Regions from separate parts of the Mus musculus genome. Here regions 2, 3 and 4 are each linked to region 1. A link is a loop called in an ENCODE intact Hi-C map of the cell type or tissue named here. Cell type or tissue: left cerebral cortex. All regions are shown on one strand. Each heading gives the region's core, and the rest is flanking DNA. Links, peaks and the distances in the headings are about the cores only. Region 1 holds the start of Gm35787 (a long non-coding RNA gene). Region 2 overlaps Enpep (glutamyl aminopeptidase). Region 3 overlaps Egf (epidermal growth factor). Region 4 has its middle 24 kb from the start of Gm52639.

Evidence for each region. A loop is a pair of places that touch in the nucleus more often than their neighbours do. Peaks named below come from ENCODE experiments on the same cell type or tissue, not always from the same donor. Only the 100,000 strongest peaks of a DNase experiment are listed, where the experiment ranks them.
Region 2: a loop joins it to region 1, with 7 times the contacts of the local background. A loop is called at or near these places in 35 of 42 quality-filtered maps.
Region 3: a loop joins it to region 1, with 4 times the contacts of the local background. A loop is called at or near these places in 29 of 42 quality-filtered maps.
Region 4: a loop joins it to region 1, with 2.3 times the contacts of the local background. A loop is called at or near these places in 3 of 42 quality-filtered maps.

What each region holds. Positions count from the first base shown.
Region 1 is chr3:129,419,787-129,425,610 of GRCm38, forward strand. It overlaps Gm35787 (a long non-coding RNA gene), which reads left to right and starts at 3,332. Exons shown (of 5, transcript XR_376058.2): 1 at 3,332-3,422; 2 at 4,329-4,395. In left cerebral cortex, for the core only: a CTCF peak has its summit at 2,312 (motif pointing left); no DNase peak of the experiment used is centred there.
Region 2 is chr3:129,304,891-129,310,714 of GRCm38, forward strand. It overlaps Enpep (glutamyl aminopeptidase), which reads right to left. Exons shown (of 20, transcript NM_007934.3): 5 at 4,879-5,033; 6 at 4,132-4,245; 7 at 517-651. Among named protein-coding and RNA genes, the nearest start is that of Enpep, 25 kb to the right of the region's middle. In left cerebral cortex, for the core only: CTCF peaks have their summits at 3,385 (motif pointing right) and 4,206; DNase peaks (open chromatin) are centred at 3,414 and 4,182.
Region 3 is chr3:129,684,759-129,690,582 of GRCm38, forward strand. Egf (epidermal growth factor) reads right to left here. Exons shown (of 24, transcript NM_010113.4): 21 at 1,427-1,594. Among named protein-coding and RNA genes, the nearest start is that of 6330410L21Rik, 66 kb to the right of the region's middle. In left cerebral cortex, for the core only: a CTCF peak has its summit at 2,414 (motif pointing left); a DNase peak (open chromatin) is centred at 2,414.
Region 4 is chr3:128,346,694-128,352,517 of GRCm38, forward strand. No RefSeq gene overlaps it. Among named protein-coding and RNA genes, the nearest start is that of Gm52639, 24 kb to the right of the region's middle. In left cerebral cortex, for the core only: CTCF peaks have their summits at 1,675 and 2,596 (motif pointing right); DNase peaks (open chromatin) are centred at 1,667 and 2,629.

The DNA.
Region 1 (5,824 bases), core at 1,190-3,689:
CTGGTCCTGGGCATTTTTTGGTCCCTTATTACTTTTAATATTCTATCTTTATTTAGTGCATTTTTTTCTGATTATTATGTGTCGGGAGGAATTTCTTTTCTGATCCAGTCTATTTTGAGTTCTGAAGGCTTCTTGTATGTTCATGGGCATCTCTTTCTTTAGGTTTGGGAAGTTTTCTTCTATAATTTTGTTGAAGATATTTGCTGGCCCTTTAAGATGAAAATTTTCATCCTCATCTACTCCTATTATCCATAGGTTTGGTCTTCTCATTGTGTCCTGGATTTCCTGGATGTTTTGAGTTAGGATTTTTTTGCATTTTGCATTTTCTTTGATTGTTGTGCAGATGTTCTCTATGGAATCCTCTGCACCTGAGATTCTTTCTTCCATCTCTTGTATTCTGTTGCTGATGCTCGTATCTATGGTTCCAGATTTCTTTCCTAGGGTTTCTATCTCCAACATTGCCTCACTTTGGGTTTTCTATATTGTGTCTACTTCCCTTTTTAGGTCTAGTATGGTTTTGGTCATTTCCATCACCTGTTTGGATGTGCTTTCCTGTTTTTCTTTAAGGACTTCTATCTGTTTGGTTGTGTTTTCCTGTTTTTCTTTAAGGACTTGTAACTCTTTAGCAGTGTTCTCCTGTATTTCTTTAAGTGAGTTATTAAAGTCCTTCTTGATGTCCTCTACCATAATCATGAGATATGCCTTTAAATCCGGGTCTAGGTTTTCGGGTGTGTTGGGGTGCCCAGGACTGGGTGAGGTGGGAGTGCTGCATTCTGATGATGGTGAGTGGTCTTGGTTTCTGTTAGTGAGATTCTTACGTTTGCCTTTTGTCATCTGGTAATCTCTGGAGTTAGTTGTTATAGTTGTCTCTGGTTAGAGCTTGTTCCTCCCATGATTCTGTTAGCCTCTATCAGCAGACCTGGGAGACAAGCTCTCTCCTGAGTTTCAGTGGTCTGAGCACTCTCTGCAGGCAAGCTCTCCTCTTGCAGGGAAGGTGCACAGATATCTGACGTTTGGACCTGCCTCCTGGCAGAAGATGAAGGCCTGAAATAGGACCTGTCCCAGAAGCTGTTAGCTTCTGTAGTCCACACTCTCACCTTTGCAGACTAATCTCAGAGGAATCCAGGAACCAAAATGGCTTCCCCAAGTACTCAGGCAAAGCCCTCCCAGACAGGGAGGGCACCTGTCCTCTGGCAGGGAAGGTGCCCAGATATCTGGAGCCCAAAACTGGGCCTGCCTCAGAAGCTGTCCTCTAGGGACGTTGGGGGTGTCCACCGACTCCACGCTCAAGGTGACCCGGTGCTGGTGCCCGGAAGGGACTTGTGACTGGCAATGTTTTTCAATATATTGTATTATTTTCTCTCACTCTTTTAAGGATGTTAGTTTTCCTTTAAAGTGTGTGTGTGTGTGTGTGTGTGTGTGTGTGTGAGAGAGAGAGAGAGAGAGAGAGAGAGAGAGAGAGAGAGAGAGAGAGAAAGAGTGAGAGAGAGGAGTTTGTGCACTCTGCATGCTGTGCTTTTGTGGAGACCAGAAGAAGGGCACACTGGATTCCTAGACCTGGAGCTGCAGCAGTGGTCCTCTGCCCCACGTGGGTGCTGGGAACCAAACTCAAGTCCTCTGGAAAAGCCACACACTCTCCTAACCTGCTGATCCATCTCTACGGCCCCTAGGGCATAGTTTTCTAACTTTATGCTTTTGCTGTCATTCTTCCCCTGTTACAATAGGAATCTCTATAAATTTTGTTAACTGAGTGTATAGAACTGCACTGGATGTATGGTAAGCACCAGCCCTCCTTCCGAGGGATGTGAGGTGAGCACCAACCAGTTAAGCAGACACTCAACTCTTTTTTTTTTTTTTTTTTTTTTTTTTTTTTTTTTTTGGTTTTTCGAGACAGGGTTTCTCTGTATAGCCCTGGCTGTCCTGGAACTCACTTTGTAGACCAGGCTGGCCTCGAACTCAGAAATCCACCTGCCTCTGCCTCCTAAGTGCTGGGATTAAAGGCGTGCGCCACCATGCCCGGCTGACACTCAACTCTTAAAATAAGCTGTAACCCATTTCAACCTTTATCTATCCTGTTCTTTACTTTTCCTAAACCTCCATCATGAGAGAGAATGGCTGCGCCTAGCTTACTGTGAAAGTACAGCTACAAAAATGATCACACAACAAAAGAATCCGGAAGTCTGTATCATTTGCCCCAATTATAATACTAAGAGTGCAGATTACTTTCATTCTCCCCCCCCCTCCCCCATGGTAGATGGCCGCTCCAAGATGGAAGAGCGCCACCTGCTGTCTGCTGAGCCCATTGGCATGCCTCGCTAAAGCATTTTAATAGTTTATGAACTCTGATCTATTTCCCACATTTTCATATGAAACTTTTCACCTAGCAATCTATTTTCCTCCCCTTCTCCATCTCCCATCTTTCTCTTTCTGGGAATGTCTTTCTGTGTTAACTGAAGGCTTTTGTATTGTAGCATACAGTACACGAACTAAGCTATTCTACCTGTGTTTATTTTACAAAAATATAAATTTTGTAACATTAAAAAAAAGTTTGGCTGGTTACTATGTAACTGATGTAAATGTGCCACAGAGCAAGGGAATGGTTCATGTGTGGAAATGTAGAAGATCTTATCTCTGGAAGCTTGAGGGAAGAGTTATTGTAGCAATTCTAGTTTTTCTGGTATGGTATACCCTTAAGATCATAACTAGCCACCGCAAGCAAATGTGCTCTGATACTTCCTTCAGATCTCACATCTTGACTTTTATAAGTAAAAATGTCTTGCTTTGTCTGTGTAACTGGTTATAGTAGACACTGCTCGTCACGGAGTGTCGCCCATCTGACTCCAAATGTCAACGGTCCATCTAACAGGCACATACTAAGTTCCTGCCAGGTGTGAGGTTCTGTTCTAGATGACCGGTGATTCAGAAGGATCCCCAACAGACATCTATTTCTTCTAGGAAGTTCTGTTCCGGTCTTTAGTTGTTCAGCCATTGCACAAGTAGGTGAAGAGGAGAGACCATCCCTGCCTTCATGGCAACTGGTAAGCAACTGGAGAGAAATAAATAATAAACACGACAAACTATGTGGTACACTGTCCTGGCTGGTTCTGAGTATCAACTTGACACAAGCCAGAGTTATCACAGAGAAAGGAGCCTCCCTTGAGAAAAAAAAAAAAAAAAAGCCCTCCATGAGATCTAGCTGTAAGGCATTTTCTCAATTAGTGATCAAGTCTGAAAGGGCCCATAGTGGGTGGTGCCATCCCTGGGCTGGTAGTCTTGAGTTCTATAAAAAAGCAAGCTGAGCAAGCCAGGGGAAACAAGCCAGTAAGTAACATCCCTCCATAGTCTCTGCATCAGCTCCTGCTTCCTGACCTACTTGAGTTCCAGTCCTGACTTCCTTTGGTGTTGAACAACAACATGGAAGGGTAAGGTGAATAAACCCTTTCCTCCACAATGTGTTTTTTGGTCATGATGTTTTGTGCAGGACTAGAAACCCTTACTAAGACATACACCAAACTGTATATCAACTATGCCCTTCCCACAAATTCATTTTCTGAGATCCAAACCCCCAGTGCCTCAGACAATAACTTTATCTGGAAGTAATTTCACCGCAGATACACTCAAGAGACTGTCAGATCATAATGGAGTGTGGCTGGCCTGTAATCCGATATAACTTAGCCTCTGTGGATGAGGGGAACGTGGACCTAGGAGGGCTGCGTGTGAAGAGGGGGTCTAAGATCAGGGCAATACGCTGTTAAGGAGCACCACAGAGCACTAACAGAACTGTGGCTGTGACTCAGGGAGCACTGCATAGCATGCATGAGGCTCAGTCTCCAGCCAAGTGTCAGGAGCTAGAGGAGAAGAATGGGCAGACTGTCCTTCCCAGCCTGCACAAAGAACCAACCTGTGATCTTGATCTCATGGATCCAGCCTCCAGAACTCTAAGATACCTAGCTCTTGGTACTGGGCTGTAAGAAATAATAAAATAGAAATGAATCTATAGACAAAAAATATAGCAAGAAAAGGTACAGGAATGTGGAGCCTCCAATCTGGGGTGAGTGACACTGAAGGAGTGACCTCTTAAGAACATAGTGATTCTTTTCTTCTGGGTGGTAAATGTTTCAGGGCATGCTAGGGGTAGTGTGTCCATGACACTGCATGCTCTACCCATGCACTTAAAGATAACTATGGGATGTGTGAAGCTCATCTTGATGAAAAATAACAGAAGTGGAGGAAAACAGATGGAGAGAGTGGGAACTTTAGCAAAGACTTAAGAGACGGAAAGTCTACAAGGGCAGGCCATAAGGGCTGTTTTGTTGGTTTTCTTGCAGCGGATGCCCAGGGAACACATTCAATGGACAGAGAGGAGAAAGGACTCTGCCCTTTCATCTGAACAGCGTGAGCATGAAAACTGGCTTACATCTTTTTTTTTTTTTTTAAATCTTTTCATTGTGGACATTTTTTTCGTTAAATGGACTTTTTGTGTGTGATATATTGTAGTTATTGTCTCCCTCCCCCAACTGCTACCAGATCCACATCCCTCTCCCCCTCCCCCTCTCCCCCCTCCCCCTTTCTCTCTCCCCTCCCTTCCCCCTCCCTTCTCCCTCTCCCTCTCTCATTCCCCCTCTCTTCCTCTCTCCCTCCCCCTCTTTCCCTTCCTCCCTGTCTCCCTTCCCCCACTCTCTTTCTCCCTCTCTCCCTCCCCCCCTCATTAAAAAACAAACATTGTGGACATTTTAAACACAAAATATTAGTAATGAAATATTAATAATGAAGCACATATCCAGCTTTGATGGTTACCCGTATTTTCTCACCTTTTTAAGTTGTTTTTTTCTTAGCACAATGACTTTCTCTGCTTTTCTATTTTTTTAAGATTTATTCATTTTTATATGCATTGATGTTTTGCCTGCACAGACTGGTGTATGTCTGTGTGAAGGTGGCAGGAAGATCCTCTAGAACTGGAGTTACAGGCAGTTGTGAGCTGCTGCCATGTGGGTGCTGGTCATTGAACCAGGGTCCTCTGGAAGAGCAACCAGTGCTCTTAACCTCTGATCCATCTGTCTCCAGCCTGCCTTTCTTTAAAAAAAAAAAAAAAAAAAATCACTGTTTGAGAATTTCAGCCTGGTGGCGGCGGCACATGCCTTTAATCCCAGCACTCAAGAGTGCAGAGGCAGGCAGATATCTGTGAGTTCGAGGCTGGCCTGGGCTATAGAGTGTTTCAGAACAAGCCAGGAATGTACACAGAGAAATCCTGTCTCAAAAACAAACAAAGAAACAAACAACACGTAATTTTATATGTACATATAATGTATGTTGATCAAATATACCCCTCGCTTCCTCTCCTGCAGCTCCTCCCATGTGCTACCCGCCACTCTTTCCAACCAACTTCTTGTACTTTTGTTTTTACCACTGCCAGCTTGGTTTTTTTTAATCAGTCTAATTACCCTGGTCCTTCTCACACCTTTATTCTTAAGGGACAACACAGTGTACTGTAAAAACTCTCAGTTGCCAATAGCGCCTCTGGTGGGGGTGGGGCTTTGTGAGCTCCTCCCCATCCATGCTGCGATATTGGCTGGCTTGGATCTTGTGCAGGTCTTGCGCATGCAGTTACAGCTGCTTATGAGTTCATGTCTACAACAGCCCTGAACAATGACCTTCTTCATGACTTTTTCACATACTTATATCATTATGGTTTACTGAAGAATAAGACAGAAGGAGCGTTGTGAGTTTGAGGCCAGCCTGGAATAGAGTAAGATCCCATCTTAAAGAGAGACTAGGAAAGAGAGGGAAGGAGGGAATAAAGGAAGGCACATGGACAGATGGACAG
Region 2 (5,824 bases), core at 2,081-4,580, 110 kb before region 1:
AGACAGGAAGCTACACAGATTTAAATTATGTTAGCACAAGTATGGAACACATGTGGGATGAGGTATGGTAGGAAATGTCGTGAGAGAGAGAATGTCACAGGAACTTGGGCTGCACATTCCTAGCAGTATCTCATCCAGTTTTAGTCTAAAAAATGCCTTGCCTACAAAATACAGGCATCTCTCTCTCTCTCTCTCTCTCTCTCTCTCTCTCTCCCTCTGTCCCTCCGTTCCTTCCCCCCCACCACCACACACACACACAATGGATGAAGATTTCACCCTCAACTAAGCTGCATTTGAATGCTTGTTCTAAACATCAAAGTGTTCTTCCATTAGAATGCCCATGTAGTTAGTTGGCTGTCCTCGTTGACCACACAGCAGAAAAGTAAGACATATTTTCTCTCCAAAAAAAAAAAAAAAATCAAGATAAGAACTGGTAGGATGCTTAGCGGGTAAAGGAGCTTGACTAAAAGTCGGTCAACCAAAGGATGTTCCAAACCAATGCTGTGTATCTCCTACCTTGCTGTATGATATCCCATCAAACACAGATGTTATTTCAGCTGGCGTGGACACGGTGACGACCACTGGATGTGAAGACATCAGGGAGTCGTCCTCTTGCACGGGGAACACATCTTCAAGCAGCACCTGACTGAGCTGACAGAAAGCAGAGAGAGTTAGCACTTCCCTCGGACGGCTTTCTATTTCATAACATGCTACGGATTCAAAGCGGTGGGGACAGAAGCGGCAATGGCTCAGATGGTGTAACAAGGTCTCTGGGTTTTCAAATGAATGCTGTACGATCAAGCCTGTGCCCTCGCTGATTCCTCTCCTCTTTCTGTAATTCTCACTGCTCCGCACTTTAAACTGCACCAAACCTGATGTCCCCTCTTGGGGGTCACCATGAACATTGACCGACGTAGAGACTCAATTGGCCAAAGATGTTGTTTCCGGTTACTTGTCCTTGGAATGTGAACAGTTTCTAATCAATCAAAGAAAGCCCTTGCTCATTCTTTAGTTCTAGGGATCAATTGTGATTTGGCCATAGGTTTTCTCAGTCGAGAGGCATGGCTATGATCCTCACAGTATGGTTGGGCTTCCTTGGCTGAGAGCACAGTCTTTCTCTCTTCTTGATTCATAACTTAAACTAGATCCCTGGTCACTAGCAGTGAGAGCCCCTCCTCTTTGGACTTGTGCACAGGACTCAAAACTCCAGTTCATGTGCAGCACTTGATACATAGTACTGGGTACGCAGGGGAACTCTGCAAATTGTCTGTCATTGTTACTTTGATTCATATGGATGAAGATTCTGCAAACTCACCCTGTTAAACTAGTACTAATTAAAAAAAAAAAACAAAAAAACAAAAAACATCAACACTTTAGTTCTTCTACTAGCTTAAAATATTTCCAAAAAGGGTGCTTGTCATGTTAACTTATATTTCCCAGTGTCATGGTTGCCCTTCATAATAGACAAGGTTCTGTGGTTGGATGATGCCCACAATCACAGTTTGACTTGAATTTTGTTTGTTGGGTGGGTTGGTTGGTTCGGTTTGCATGTCAAGAGGTTTAAGTGAGAAGAAAAACCCGTGTTTTTCTGAATGTACCCTGCCTCTCACATCATTGGGGAGTGTTATTATCTTCTTCAAGCAAAAAGTTGTCACTGATGAAGTAAGTCACAGAGGTATTCATGGGATTTTTCTTTCTAACTTATTTACCAGACTCCTTTCCACACAAGGCCGTAAACTGGGAACTCCGTGAGGACTAAATAAATGTTTTTATCAAATGACTTGATTGTCTGCTCTTAGGTAAATGCAAGATGAATAAATAGGAAGAAGGGAGGGGGGGCAAATTACAGCTATTTATGTGATTATATTCCACTGAGGGGTAAAAGAGTGAGTAATAAATTCTAGAATACACCAATCCCACCCCCACCCCTTCCCGGTCCTGAGAATTGAGCCTAGGACTTTGCCCATGCTAGCAAAATACTCTATCACTGAGATACATCCACAGCCTTGGTTTTCTAAGTCAGGGCTTCACTAAGAATCTCAGGCTAGCCTTGAACTCTTGATTCTGTTGCTTCAATCTCCCAAGTGCAGGGTTCACTGGCGTTTACAACCAAGCTGGGCTTAATGGTGTTTTGAAACATCAAAATTGGAGTTTAACTGACTATTCAAATGTTACAGTTTAATATCAGAATTTGATAAAGGGAGGTCACCAAAATACTTTAATAGAAAAAATAAAAGACAAAATTATTTACCCGTTGTGTAGTTTATTTTCAAAAAATTACGAATTCATCAATGTTTACTGTCATGATGATCGGCAACTGAAGATTTTTACTTGTTTATTTTTATCTCTATTCCTAGCCTTTGTCACCACTGGGACAGGGGAGCTAGCAGTAGAGAGTGTGACAGGAACTGGCTAGTGTGCACTGCATAGGGAGGCCCATGAAACAAAGCATTGCCCCAAATGTTAATAGTTCCCGGGTGGAAAAACCCTGATGTAAATTGTTTAAAGACTCAACTTTGCAGAGCAGTTCCCCTCACCTTTCAAAGAAGGTTAGGGGGGATGCAAGTATTTAATGTAAAAGATAGATTTCCCAAGGGACAGGCTGATGGCACACTCCTTTCATCTCGGCACTCTGGAGGCAGAGGTAGACAGATCTCTGTGGATTCAAGCGGGGAGGGGGAGTCCTGGGGGGGGGGTAGGATTTACAACAATTGCTTCTTAAAACTTTTTAACCTACATCAGCAGCTGGGACTACAGGGACAAGATCAAGTCAACCAAACTTCCCAGCTTGGACTGGGGAGAGCTTATGCTATGTACCCCTAGCTTAGGAGCTGCCCCACCCCCATTGATGGCAGCTATGCAGGGGAGGGTTCCATTTTTCTTCAGGAATGTGGCCCTGGAAAGTCTACCCCATGTTCCAGTAGCTGGTCCTACACCCGAGTGTATTTTCATTTGTTTGTTTGCTGTTTGTTTTGTAAGGACATAAAATTGAGAAGGAAAAGTTGGGACAGTGAGGAGATGGGGGGAAGAGGCAGGAGGCAGGGAAAAAAAAAAGTTTTAAAGTTGAAAAAGGAAAACTGTTATAGACTCTTGCGCCCCAGGGAAGTTAAACTTCTGTTGGATGGTGTGCTCCTGTATTTTTAAATTTGCCCTTTAGTAGCTTTTCAGCGACACTTAGGAAGCATTGGAGTTTAGAGGTCACTTAAAAATACTTTCAGAAGTCAGAGAAAGATAAAAATAACTCCAAGTTGAGCAGTCTTGTTATTTCTTTATCAAATTCACGTGGGAGACTAAGCCCTTTAAATACACTTTATTGTTCGCCTTTACAACAACTGGACGAGGCAGTTCTTTTTAAAGGGATGCAGACAAGGTAAGTTACTCAATGTCACAAACTAGTCCAGTAGAGGGCAGTATTCTACATACTTCATGGTAATCTACATCTACACAGAGATAGGTATACACATCTATGGAGTGAACACACATGCATATATTCAGCCAGAGACGAATACTTACACGATCTAAATACAAACAGAAAAGGCTTAATTTTCCTAAAGAAAATTCTGTAGCAATCCTGGAAAGTTTTATTCCAGGTCCCTTGAGAGCACACTGAGAACGTTCACTAAGCCTACAGTTTGACAACTTGAACGCTTACTTGATACTGAACAATGCTCTCATCGGACATGAAAGGGAGAGCTGACCCAGAGAAGAGCGTGCACCTCGCTTGTGGCCAGGCTTCCTGCTGTGCATCTGAGAGCTGATGCATTTAGGATGTGAGCTTGCACCTAACTGCTAAGTTTTCACCACATCACAGCCTTGCAGCAACCAGCTCAAGTCAAAGAGCTTATAAAATAAGACTTGGGAAGGGCTGACACCCTACTTCCTGGAAATGCAAGGTGGGCGTTTCTTACACTTTCTGCCCTGATCCCCCATCTAGACAGGTGTTTGTCTATGGCTCCCTACTGCCTCAATGACCAGGTAAAGGCTCTTGGCAAAGAGCAGCTCAGGGGAAGTTCCTGGCTCCTGGCTTCTGACTACCTTCACAACGGATATTTGACACTGATCCTAGACCTCTGTCAAAGGCTTCAGTTGGGTTTCCACGAAGAAACAGATTCAGATTGTGTTAGGACTCACCATCTGCCAGTCTTTTTCTGCGTGGTTTACTCCCAAGAACTCGAAGAACGAAGCAAATCCTTCATTTAGCCACAAGTCGTCCCACCAGTCCATGGTCACAGTATTTCCAAACCACTGAAATGAAAAGCAACGGGGAAATAGATGCTTACTCTCGCAGTAGGGAGGTGCTAGGAAATTTCATGGCGTGGATTTGTAACTGACACAGAAGCAATCAGTATTGTACCTAACATGTATTTCCCACTTCATCTTGATTTGAGGAATGTTAAATTCTCCAGTTTATTAATATAATTTAAGGAATATATAATGTTATAGGAAGGTCTCTTGTGTTTTTATTAAATGCAAAACAGTCTAAAACTGTGGTTCTCAGCCTTCCTAATGCTGCCACCCTTTAATGCAGTTTCACACGTTGTGGTGACCCCAACCATAAAATTATTTTTTGTTCCTACTTTGTAACTCTAATTTTGCTACTGCTATTAATCATAATAGACATATCTGTGCTTTCTGATGGTCTTAGGTAACCTCTGTGAAAGGGTCATTTGACACCCACCGGGTGACCATCCACAGGTTGAGAACCGCTGGAAAGTTTCTGTGCAGTAAAATATTAGTGAAGGCTTAGACTAGCTTTCACGTGGGATGTTCTGAGTGGGTCTGTTTCACTTCGTTAGTCATCCACACTTTGTATTACTGCTGTGGAAAGAGGCCAGTTTTAAAAAGCAAGTGGATTTGTTTCAGGGAGGCCCTCTCTACCTGGTGTACAAGTTCGTGGGCAACCACGCTGGCCACTCTCTGCTGGTTAGATGAGGCCGATAGTAGGGGGTCGTAAAGCAGGTTTGTTTCTCGGTAAGTGACAAGTCCCCAATTTTCCATGGCGCCGGTGCCAAAATCTGGAATAGCAATTTTATCTGTGGAAAAAGACAGTCTGGTGAGAAATGCATTCTTTCCACTTGTTCACAGCGTCTCTTACCAAATTAACTTCTTTGGTTGACTTTGTTTTTTAAGGCTAAAAATAATGTTTCAGAGTGAGAGGCAGAAATCGTTTGTGCACAAACTCAGTCCTAATGCTCTCAACATTCCCACGGAGAAGTTCCTGTAGCCTCCAGACTTCAGTGTGTCGTCCCTCCCTAGCCCTCCCTTTTCTCTGAAGGATTACATGACTGCTCTTTTATTCCAAGCCTCTCTGGTTTTATGTCTTTTCTTCTCTTTACAGTAATTCATTTTTATTACTTTCCCCCATCTTTTATTTATGACGTTGGTTATAAACAGCACCTATTTGGGGGATACAGTGTTAGGGAAAAAAAAAGAGTGAAGCCTTTAAATGAGAACTGAGAAGACAGAACATGTGAGTTCAGAGAGACAGCTTGCATGTCAAGGACACAGACTTAGAAACCCGAGTGATGTACAATTTAAGGACAGTCTGATTCTCGGCCAATCTAATGTCCCTTTCCTCTTTTCCTCCACCTTCCCTTTGCCATCTTCCTTTGTATTTTAAATAAGCTAGAAGGACATGGAATTGACCAATTTCTCTCTCTATTTTTTTATCCAGGTCACAGGAATTTCTGTCCTATTTTCTCTGGATTTTAGAAATAACACCCAACAAAGGGAAGCAACATTGAACACTTCCACATTAAATCTGCATACAGGAAAAACACCGATTATCAGGGAATACAGCTTCCCAAGCTAATGAACTGTAACC
Region 3 (5,824 bases), core at 1,260-3,759, 270 kb after region 1:
TTCCTCCTGCCTCTGCTCCTGAGTGCTGGGATTAAAGGCAAGCACCACTATGACTGGGGAAGGTTTTTGAGTTTCCTTGTTTTCTTGTTGTTGTTTTCTTTTGTTTGTTTTTTACATCTATCTTTCCAGGGGAACAAGCCGCCGATGACTTAAAGTTCTTTTTACGAATATACAGAATCCAAACAATAGGCTAAAAAGTGCAGTGATGGGCCACCCAATTAGAAGTTCAAGAGTTTCCCTGGGGATCTTGTCTCCCAGAAGTGATGGAGGTTTTTAAATATATACGCCTCTTATTAGGAAGATTATTATTCATATAAAACAACAGCAGTGTTTGTTATACCCACTACACCAGGCCTATGGTAAACTCCACACACTAACTCAGCCTCACAACAACTCTTGTAAGAAGCATTATCATCCCATACCTCATAACAAAGAAAACCAATGCCCACAGATGAGAAGGCGCGCCAGGGGGCTTAGGTGCTAACTTGGATCGGAGCTATACAAGCTGCTTCCAGAGCCAATGCTGTTTACTGCTAAGTGTGCTATATAGCAGGGTCTTTGGGGAGAGCACCTGGCTGATTATGCTCAACTTTGCAGGATATGAAACAGTTGTAACTTGAGTGCTTGCTCAGCTTTGGTAAATGTGGTTGGATATTTACCTTGTGATGGCAGTAGGTACCTTCCATAGCACCAGAACGCTGACACCTGGTAGCTAGGTGGGCCACTGGACAGTTTTATAAAGCCCCTTCAGCAGGAGTCTTGTGATTCCATGATTTTTGTTTTTAACAGCACAGACTATTATAACACTTCCTAAGCTGTTTCGACCGATGACAGTGTGACATCATCATTTTAAAGGAAAGGAACAGGAGCCCTGAGACGCCTGCTCCCCGACGCTAAGGTAGTGCTTTTACATAAAATGTACGCTACCGTCTCACGGTTTGAAAACCCCTAACTTTAAATTACTGAAAACAAAACCCAATGACCAGAATTTCTTTCCAAGTTAGAGAAGATCATGATTTCTCTCTAGCAATAAGTAGGTATTGTGGGTAATTATCAGCAGGCAACCATGAAAAATGATAGTTATGCCGGTTGATGTGGGCATGCGATGCTAAAAGAAGAGTCTGGACTGCAGTAGTGCATTGTGGGAGATAAGCACATCTGATGTGAGGATGCAGCACACGTGCAAGGTCCTGGGCTCAGTCCTCAGCATCACCAAAACGGAGGACCACAGATCTTACACATGTGTAATGACTGGAAAGGAAAAGTAGGAACACTGATGTTTTTGTACAGCCAAGTCCAGGCTTGTGAAAAGAGCTCACTCCTCCTTTTAAATGCAGTATTTTGCTCAAGTTCATCCCAAGGAAGTATGCATTTCCTGGGGGAGCTTAGAGAAAGGCTGTCAAGTTTCATGGTAAAGAAGAGTTACCTGTAGTAGTAAGTCCCCCACATCCCCAAGACGAGCAGCAGGACCAGTGCCACCATGCAGACAGCCACCACCATGATGTCATGCTTCTGCCCGTAGCCAGCATGACGCAGTTCCCACCATCGTAGGTCTCGAGTCTGGCATCGATCCCCAGAATAGCCAATAACACAGCTGTCAAGGATACAGGAACAGAGGTCAAGCAGAGGCCCCCAGTGCCCGATTCTTACAAACTCAATGTGCATTGTCTCTAACCCTGTGCCTTTCCAGATGCAGCTTTGTGAGCCTGTGATGTCAGCTGACAGTACAGATTTACCATCAACACTCACAATATTACCACTCACGGGCTTTCCCCTTTTCTCAGCCGGCCTTTGGGACGACGGGAGCTATCCGATGACAGATGAACTCTGGGGCTAAGGTCCCACGGAGGCTCCCTTTCTTTTTTTTTTTTTTTTTTGGTTTTTTTCGAGACAGGGTTTCTCTGTGTAGCCCTGGCTGTCCTGGAACTCACTCTGTAGACCAGGCTGGTCTCGAACTCAGAAATCCGCCTGCCTCTGCCTCCCAAGTGCTGGGATTAAAGGCGGAGGCTCCCTTTCTAAACCAACACAAACCAGGAGACACCTGGAGACAGGTGTCTGGCCAGACCGCAGCAGTCCCAGGTCAGAGGAGAGAACTAGGAAACAGCGACCCTTGTGGAGCCCCAGGCTGTAATAGAAGCACACACACAGGCCCGGCACTGGAAGCAGGGCCTTGGCTAAGGAGGGGCTGTTTGCTTCTGTAAAACTCACCACTAGCCAGAGAGAAAATGTGGAAAAAACAAAACAAAACAAACAATAACAACAAAAACCAACCAGAGACATAAAAGGTGGGGAGCTCTCCTGAAGGCAAAGGGCCATTTGCCTATAAATTCCTCACTGTCCAATGAGCTGGTTACTCTAATTATCAGACACCAGTTTGCTAGCAATGCTCAAAAAGTAAGCGAAGCAATGCTGCCATCTACTGGAAGTGCTTGTTTCTAGAAACTAGATGCTGAGAAACAACTGCATTTTCTTCACACCAAAATTAACTTGGAAAAAAAAAATCCCATTAAAATTCCCTTCTCCTGACTCCACCAACCCATCCACTTCTCCACTTCATTCTAAAAGGACCCGAGGTGGGAAGCATGGAAGAACACTGTTGAACGTTCCAGAAGATCTGGAGTCTCTTCCCTAGTTCTATCCATCGTAAGAAAGTGGAAACTCACTTCCTCCGGAGGAAAGTAAAGGAGCAACACTTATTAGTCACCATGACTGACACCACACTACACATGGTTTTTACTCGCTATTTTTTTAACTTTTTTTTTTAGATGCCCCCTATTATACAGGTAAGGAAACAGACTCAGCATTAAACAATTTGTATGCGGTCACACAGTTAATGACTGGCAGGCCTGACTCGCGTGGTTCTCAGATGTCAAAACATCTATGCGGTCTGCTGCACTGTTGCTTCTCACAGGGCATCCTGCTCTCCTCACCTCTGAGCAGACCATGGAAGAGAGGCAGGAGCTGAGGTGGGGCCTAAAGGCTGCCCAGGCTTCCTGGGGTCTATTTTTAATTCTAGCTCATTTTGGTTATAGCTATTTATTGACAATCCCTAACAGTCATTTGAAAAACAACTGCTGCATGCTAATGGGCTCCACTTGCAAACCCAAGTGATGGGGTCTTGAGCACCGTGCCCAGGGCAGTCAAATGGCCAGTGCTCCTTCAGAGCATGGGGCACGGCCATGAGTCTTTTGGATTATTCAACTTATTAATTAGTTTCGCTAAACCAAACAGAAGGTTCCCTGGATAAATGCATTTGAGTTTCCATGGTCAAACAATATGATGTCACTCTAGACCAAGTAAGGGTAAAGCAGCCTTTTAAGTGAGTTGTGGTCACAAAGCCGCGAGGAGTGGCAGAGCTGAAAGTGTTCTCCAACCTCTCCTGTCCTCAAGAAACCTCACAACCTGCTTGCTGTGGGGGTCGCAGCTTTGACAAAGGCGCATCAGAGGGATGTCTGGCCAAAGCCAAATCAGAAAGAATGAAGACCTCTGAGCTCAAGAGTTAGAATGTCCCAAGAATCCAGACCAGCAAAGTTATAGGGAACCAGTGGGCGTGTGTGGGTGCTTCAGGAGGGTCCCTGATGAACCCGCACTGGCAGGAACCCCCTGAGGTCTGTGGCTGTGGAATTCATAGCCGTGAGGGAGGCTGAAGGGACAAATGGAGGGAAGCTGAAAATTGTTAAACCACATTTTTATCAAATCAATTCAAAATAAAGTAACGCTCCATTGACTGTGGATACCAGCGACTTTAAACACTGCTTTTGGTTAAAGGTCCTTAAATGCGAGGGACGCCTTCAGCTGTAGCCTGTTAATTAAAGACAGGGCCTCCTGTGACCCAGGCTGGCCTTGAGTGGAAAGACCTAGAACTCCTGATTCCCCCACTACTACCTCCTGAGCACTGGGGCTGCAGGTGCTCCTATGTCTCTGCCCAGCTCCAGTTCAGCGTGTTTAAAACACAACGGAAGAAGATGCAGCTGCATAGGGGCATAACAATAAATTCCGGCAGAGTCAGACTGGAGGGAAAACTGCACTATGACAAAATGCAAACCCTTCATACTGCAACAGTAATCTAGGGACCTAAAGCTAACTACCATGAAGGAAATAAGCCATAGACAATCAATGACACATCCCAGTTTTGTAATTTTTGTGTTTGGTATAGTAGGATTAAGTGTGTAGATAAAAACTATTTGATTGCTAACATTAATTAACTATTCATTAAAAGTGAATTATTATCTTATACTTGAAAGCATCTTGAGTTACAAAATCATGGTATGGTAATATAAACTCAAAAGCAGAGTTCTACTAGAATTGAGTCCTTTTTACTAGTATTTCCAAACATCTCCACAATTTTTGTCAAGCTGATGTGATTTTTAATGTAAGACCATACTCAGTCAAAGAATATAGCTTCTTCTTCCTCTAACAACTTACTTTCTTTTCATTATTATTAACAAAAATCACAAAATTGTTTAAGTCCATAACATCCATTCCTGAGGTCCACAGGTCCAGGCATGTGAGACCTACATGTCTGCGCACACCGGCGCAGCCCCTCGCATTGCCTTGAACATGTGAAATTAGTTAACAGTAGGATGTAGCCCTGAATTAAACCCTGCCCACTTGGGTTGAGTGTGGCTATCCGTGTGTAGGTGTGCATGCAGTGCACCTGGAAACCAGAATTTGATACCAGGTGTCTGAGTCCTCTGTTCTCCACCTCTTAAAAGTCCTTGTTTATTTCTTTTTTTTTTAAAGATTTATTTATTTATTATATGTACGTACACTGTAGCTGTCTTCAGACATTCCAGAAGAGGGAGTCAGATCTCATTACAGATGGTTGTGAGGCACCATGTGGTTGCTGGGATTTGAACTCTGGACCTTCAGAAGAGCAGTCGGGTGCTCTTACCCACTGAGCCATCTCACCAGCCCCCTTGTTTATTTCTTTCTGAGTGTAAGTGTATAGATGCCCCAGAGCCTGTGTGCAGGTCAGAGGACAGCATGCACGAGTCTGTCCTCTCCTTCTGCCATGTAGATCTCAGGGACTGAACTTGGGTCCCCAACATGGTGGAAAGAGTATTTATTTGTCCAAGGGGCCTACTGGCCAAACCTTCCACCTCATAATTAGGGTCACAGTCTCTCACTGATCAGCAAGCGCCAGGGATTCTCCTGTCTCCGCCTCTCCGGTGCTGGGGTAAAAGCATTCCCTGCCCGACCTGGGTTTTTATATGGGAGCTAGAGCTCTGAACCCAGGTTCCCTTCCTTTGCTGGAAGCACTTTGCTGACGCTCCCTTCTCCCTAGCCCTGTGTGTAGCTTTTATTATACAGGGAAGGCTTTCATGGTGAGCACCGTGGAGTATCTTAAAGCTCTCGGTCCTCAGAATCATTTCAGGTGAGAGCTTGGCCTGTCACATCACTCAGAGAGCTGAAAGGGGGGCAAACAGCAGCCATGTCTTCCCTCAGCAGCGGTTGCCAAGACAACAGCTATGTCATCCCTCAAAAGTGGGTGCCAAGACAACAATGAAAAGTGAACTACTAAGCCAGGCGTGGTGGTGCACGCCTTTAATCCCAGCACTCAGGAGGCAGAGGCAGGTGGATTTCTGAGTTCAAGGCCAGCCTGGCCTACAAAGTGAGTTCCAGGACAGTCAGGGCTATACAGAGAAACCCTGTCTCAAAACACAAAAATAAAAAACAAACAAACAAACAAAAAAGTGAACTACTAGAAAGAAAACCTTTTTTAAAAAAGCTTTAAATATCAGAGGCAATAAGTTCAGGGTGAATATAGGTGCAACATTTTTATAAACCTAGAATCTGGCTGAAACCAAATTGGTTTGAGTAA
Region 4 (5,824 bases), core at 1,581-4,080, 1.1 Mb before region 1:
AAGCTTAAAGAGATTCATTATCTCTTTTTCAACAAACAATCCCTCCATCTCTGTTATGCTTGGAGGTTATGAGTATTATATAAAAGATGTCCAGTAAATGGTCTTAATACCAAATACAAATGAAAGCTTTCTAAGCAGCTGACTATATAGGTAATCATTAATACTTGATTAATTAAGAGAAAATACAATCATTCAAAAATTTAGGAAATGCATCCATGGATGATTCAAACTCAAAAGATTATTTATAGGTCCATATATCCATATGTTAGATTCTAAAACTGTTTTACAAAAGTCTCAGTTGATGTGATTTTAGTACACCTGGGGCAGTCTTACTGAAACTAAGAAGACAAAATATTGGATTCACTTTTTATGAATATAATGGTGTTAATTAACACTTAGTAATTTGCCACAGTGACATGGGCTGCAGTGCATGGATGGAGTAAGATGTTGTCTCAAAGGAAGCGAAGAATAGCTTCCCCTTTAAAAAGGTAATACGACCAGGTACTTGCTTTTCCCTTCCGTGAAAGATGTAAGTTAGTGTCAACTCTGTTGGTCACAAGTAACCCAAAGCCTTTGATAAACTCACACACACACACACACACACACACACACACACACACACACACACACACACACGTATATATAAAATCAGCTTTGGGCAACAGTTCCCAACCTGTGGGTCGCAATCATGTTTGGCAACCCTCTATCTCAAAAAAAAAATATTACATTATGATTCATAAAAGTAGTGAAGTTACAGTTATAAGTAGCAGCAAAGATAATTTTATGGTTGGGGGTCAGCACAACATAAAGATTTGTATTAAAGGGGTATAGCATTAGGAAGGTTGAGGACCACTGGGTTAGGGCAAACACTCCTGAAAGCTAAGTTCTAAAGGGAAGCCTCACTGTACTGAGAGCTGGGCGAGAGATTGGAGTTAAATTGCTTAGTTAATCAAATATCTCAATGCAGAAAGCCAGAGGGTGGAACACTTTTTTTTCCGTTCAGAGGCAGAGCTGCTTCGACCCCTGAGCTACCAGGTTGTCGGCATTTAAGAGTAAGTGGTCTTGCTTGCATTAGCGCTTTTTCAAGCTTCAATTGGTATCACCAGAGAAAAAGGCTCAAGGTGGTAGCTATGATTTCGAGAATACCAATGCCCTGATTGAGACAACAGGTTTTGCTTTCTCCCCATCTATTGTTCTGCGTACTTTTTTCTCCATTTTACACCAGAACAAAGGACCATTGTTCTTAGCCTGCACTGTGTGTTCTAGGAACATTTGTGGGAAAATATAACAGGAAGGCTTTCTTTCCCAGTTACACATTAGACCATCACCTCACAGAAGTGCCAGCAGCATAAAACGTTTCTAACAGTAGCTGATTTGTATGCAACAATGACCATAAGGGTAACTCTCCAGCAAACCCGAATCTCATATATAATGCATAGCAGTTAATAAATCAGAGTAAAATCAGATGGCTTAGAGCCAACAATACCTAACTAGTAATGGAAAGGGGTGGAAAGATTTATGGAGAGGCAGATTCTGTCTGGATTTTGCTTTAAAGATGCTTGCCAACCACAGTGGTGTATGGGAGTATCTCACTCTCTAACTCTTGTTGCCTTGAGTGTTCTGCAATTCGCTCCATCTTTTCCTCCTGAGGGTTTTTTGAGAAAGCTGTTACCCCTTTTCTTCTACCACCAGGTGGAGTGTTCTCTACTTAGCATTTAAGATTTTATATTTCAGAGCAAGATGTCATATGGGGAGAAAATGTTCTCTTGGTATCTCTGGTTATTTAAGTCATTGGTGTTTTAGAACGCTGCCTTTCTCAATCAAAACCATACAGATAATTCGTCCCTGAAGCTTCTGGTCAAAAAGCGAATTTATGCTTCAAGTGGCATCTCACACATCTTGACAGAGAAACGGAATAATGTTTTTGCTTTAGAGATCAGAGAAAACTGCTCCTACATGTGTTTATTGTATACACTCCCCACCGTTCACTTGCCGAGCCAGCCATCTGAGTCGTAAAAATGCAGAATTTGCAAGTTTGTCACATGTCGAAGGAAAGAATATTGAAGACAACATGTGCCTCACAGATCTGAGAGAAGTGTTCCCTCAGAATCTGTTTCTGGTTATTAGTGGGTCTTGGCCAATTTCCGGTGCTGACATGGGCTGTTGAGATGAGTGGCAAATATATCACCTCAGAGTTAGAAATATCTGAACCTAAGGAGCTAATGACGCTCTGCCAATTCTTAACATTGCAGACGAGGAAAGCACATGGCTGAAGTGAGAATGGGCAGCTGAGATTCTCTTAGTATCTCCACTTATTTTATTAATCGTCTATCTTTTGTAGACTCGAAGTTATATCTTGGACTAATACTACATTTATGTTGACATTTTATCTTACAACTTCATTTTAATGAAAGTGTAGAGCAGCGTTCATCTTCTTAAATGTTATGGTATCAACCCAGTACTGTCACTAAGATAATGTGGACTATGGTCCTTCTTAAAAACTTGGAGTTACAGAATGAATGATGAAATCTAACACAAATTGGTTGTTTATTTTTTTTTTCTTTCTCTTCTTCCATGGTGCTTTAGGGATAGATGCCTTCCACCATGACAGCCACAAGATGGCAGTAATCCCTCATTAAATGGAGAGTTGCCTTTGCCCTGATCACAGAGCAGCGACCAAGGAGCTAAAGAGATCTGCAACCCTGTAGGTGCAACATTATGAACTAACCAGTACCCTGGAGCTCTTGACTCTAGCTGTGTATCAAAAGATGGCCTAGTCGGCCATCACTGGAAAGAGAGGCCCACTGGACAGGCAAACTTTATATGCCCCAGTACAGGGGAACGCCAGGGCCAAAAAATGGGAATGTGTGAGTAGGGGGGGTGTGTGTGGGAGGCTTTTGGGAAAGCATTGGAAATGTAATTGAGGAAAATATGTAATAAAAAAAATTAAAAAAAAAGAGAGAGTGGGAATGGGTCTCAAGTTGGGCCTTACTGGTTGACAATTCCCCAGTCTCTGCTCCATCCTCTGCCCCCGAATTTCCTGTAGACAGGATAAGTTTTGGGCTGAAAGTTTTGTAGTTAGTTTGGTGTCCCTATTGCTCCTATGGGGTTCCTGTCTGGCTACAGGCGGTAACTTCTTTCTGGTGACTGCTATGAGCCACAGTTAAAGGTCACTCCACATTTATTCTTGAGTGCCTCCCTTGTCTCAGTTCTCTATCATGTCCTCTAGATCTTCCCACCTCCCCACCTCTGTCAGTTGAAGATTTCCATTCATTCTCATGGTCATCTGGCCATTCTCCTGTACCTTCCCATCCTGACCACACTCCATTACCCTTCCCATCCCATGACAAGCACTGACACTATTAATGATACTCTGTTATGCTTGCATAACAGAATCTAGCATGGCTATCCTCTGAGAGGCTCTACCCAGACTCATAGGGACACAGTCAAACAGTGGATAGAACTTGGGGACTCTTATGGAAGAGTTGGTGGAAGGATTGCAGGCCCCCAAAGAGATAAGAACTCCACAGGAAGACCAACAAAGTCAACTAACCTCAACTATCAACCAAAGAGCATAGGTACGCTGGACTTAGGTCTTCCCCCACTAACCCCACCCCCAACCTCACCCCTGACACACAGATGTGTAGCTTGGTCTTCATGTGGGTCCCAAACAGCTGGAACAGGGGCTATCACAAAAGCCGTTGCTTGTCCTTGGAATATATTCTTGTAGCTGGGCTACCTTGCCTTGCCTTAGTAGGAGAGGATGGGTCTAGCCCAGCAGAGATTTGATGTGTCAGGGTAGGGCGATACCCTGGGGATCTCCACCCTCTCAGAGAAGAAGTGGGGAGAAGAAGGAAGGATTGTTGGAGGGAGTGATTGGGAGGAGGGCAAGTGAGTGAACAAATAAAAATAAGGTGGGAAAAATAGAGTAAAGAAATAAAGGGAACCTTCTTGGGCTATTGAAGAGAACAGAGACCTTCATGGGTAGAAACAGTAAAAGTGGCCTAAGCTAGAGTGTAGGCAGCTTTATTTTAATGTCTTCAGGGTTTTAGATGGCAGAAATTTCAGTTGAAATGCTGTCATTAGTTAGAACAGTTCTCTAGAAGCAATATGGTAAAAGGACTCCTCTGGAGTGGCTCAGGAATGTGACTAGTCTCCTCTCTGTGTGTAGTAATTAACTCCCTGACAACTGTGAAGACTTAGGCTTGTTTTGGCAGATTCCATCTCTGGCTCTTCTGTGATGTGCTTCATTAATGATAGGCACAGTAATGACTGGCAATAGAAATGAGTGGCTCACCGTTATAAGATTCCATGTCCCTGAAAGAAGATATTAATTTAGAACAAAATAACGGAAGGCAGAAATGCATAATTCAGTGGGCAAACAGGCTTGTCCTAGAACACTCTGTGCGAGAAAACACAGGACAAACAGCCCATCTTCCAAGGTAGTCATAATATGCACAAAACAGTTCTGAAACCTGTACATATTTTTTCCTGTTTATTTTCGCAAATGGCACCAATTAGTAAAGTGATCTTTAGTTCTGTAAATGTTACCTAACATGAATAATATACTCAAAATCCAGAAAATTGGAGATAAACTTTGTAAGAATTTAGAGATTCATCATCAGGAAGTATGTTTTTAATACTCTGTAACTCAGCTAGATTATACTTGCACAGAAGAAACAAAGAGGAAGCAGTGGTGGGAACCTTAACTGCCACAGGGATTTGCAAGATTAAATATGGGAAAGGTTTGCAAAATTCCACAAAAGTTAATGATACTAATATCCAAAGAGGCTCATTGTATTTTAATATATGTTTTATAACATTTCATGGAAAGGACATGGACTTATTTTTGTTTATAGTAATAAAGTCTCTTTAGAGTCCAGTTTTTACTAAACATTTCTTATTCCTACTGGACTTTATAATTCTGATTCTAGAAATTCATGACTGTGACTGATTGTCTTCAGGTGTGCAGACAAACGGCAAAAGGCAAGAGATTTTTACCAACATATCAGCCTTTAAATGCTATTACTGGGGCAGGAGATGGCTCAGTGACTATGTCCTTGCAGAGGCCATGAATTTGGTTTCCAGCACTCACTATCAGGCGGCTCACAAACCACTAGTAAGTTCAGCTCCAGGAGTATCTTACAATGCTCGCCTCTGTGGGAATCAGCCCTTATATTCACATGTACCACCACACAGACATGCATATGCACACAAATAAAATATTATGTCTAATGGGTGTACTAGATACTATAATTTATAGTTGAAGTTTCATAAGGAGTATATGCTCTTCTTATTACATTATATATAATATATATGATGTATATATATAAAATGTACATATATGCATGTACATTGAAATCTAACTATAGCATCTTTGGGAGGTCACAAATATATTAATTATGTGATTGTGTCTGTCCATTCACAATGAAGACCTCTATCAAAACATGCTGTACTTTTAACGTATGTATATATGGTTAATTATGCCTTCAGGAACCCAGAAGGATGTTATTATGGAGAATATATGATTAACTAGAGAGCTAACAGGTGTTTCAAAAACTAATTCTTATCATTTTCATCCAACTTACTTGAATTATACATTCTTCTGGCATAAATCCAGTGCCTGAAAAAACACACACTATTTTCATCCTTTCAATCCATGGCTTATACAAAGTGACCATTTGTGAAAGACATTTGATGAATTTAATTGAAATGTTCATTTAAAAATATGTAGGCAGGGGCTAAGTGTAACTCCAAAAATCCATGATAATTTCTGTATGCTGTCATCTTCATTTTTTAATACTTATTGGAGCATAGCTGCTTT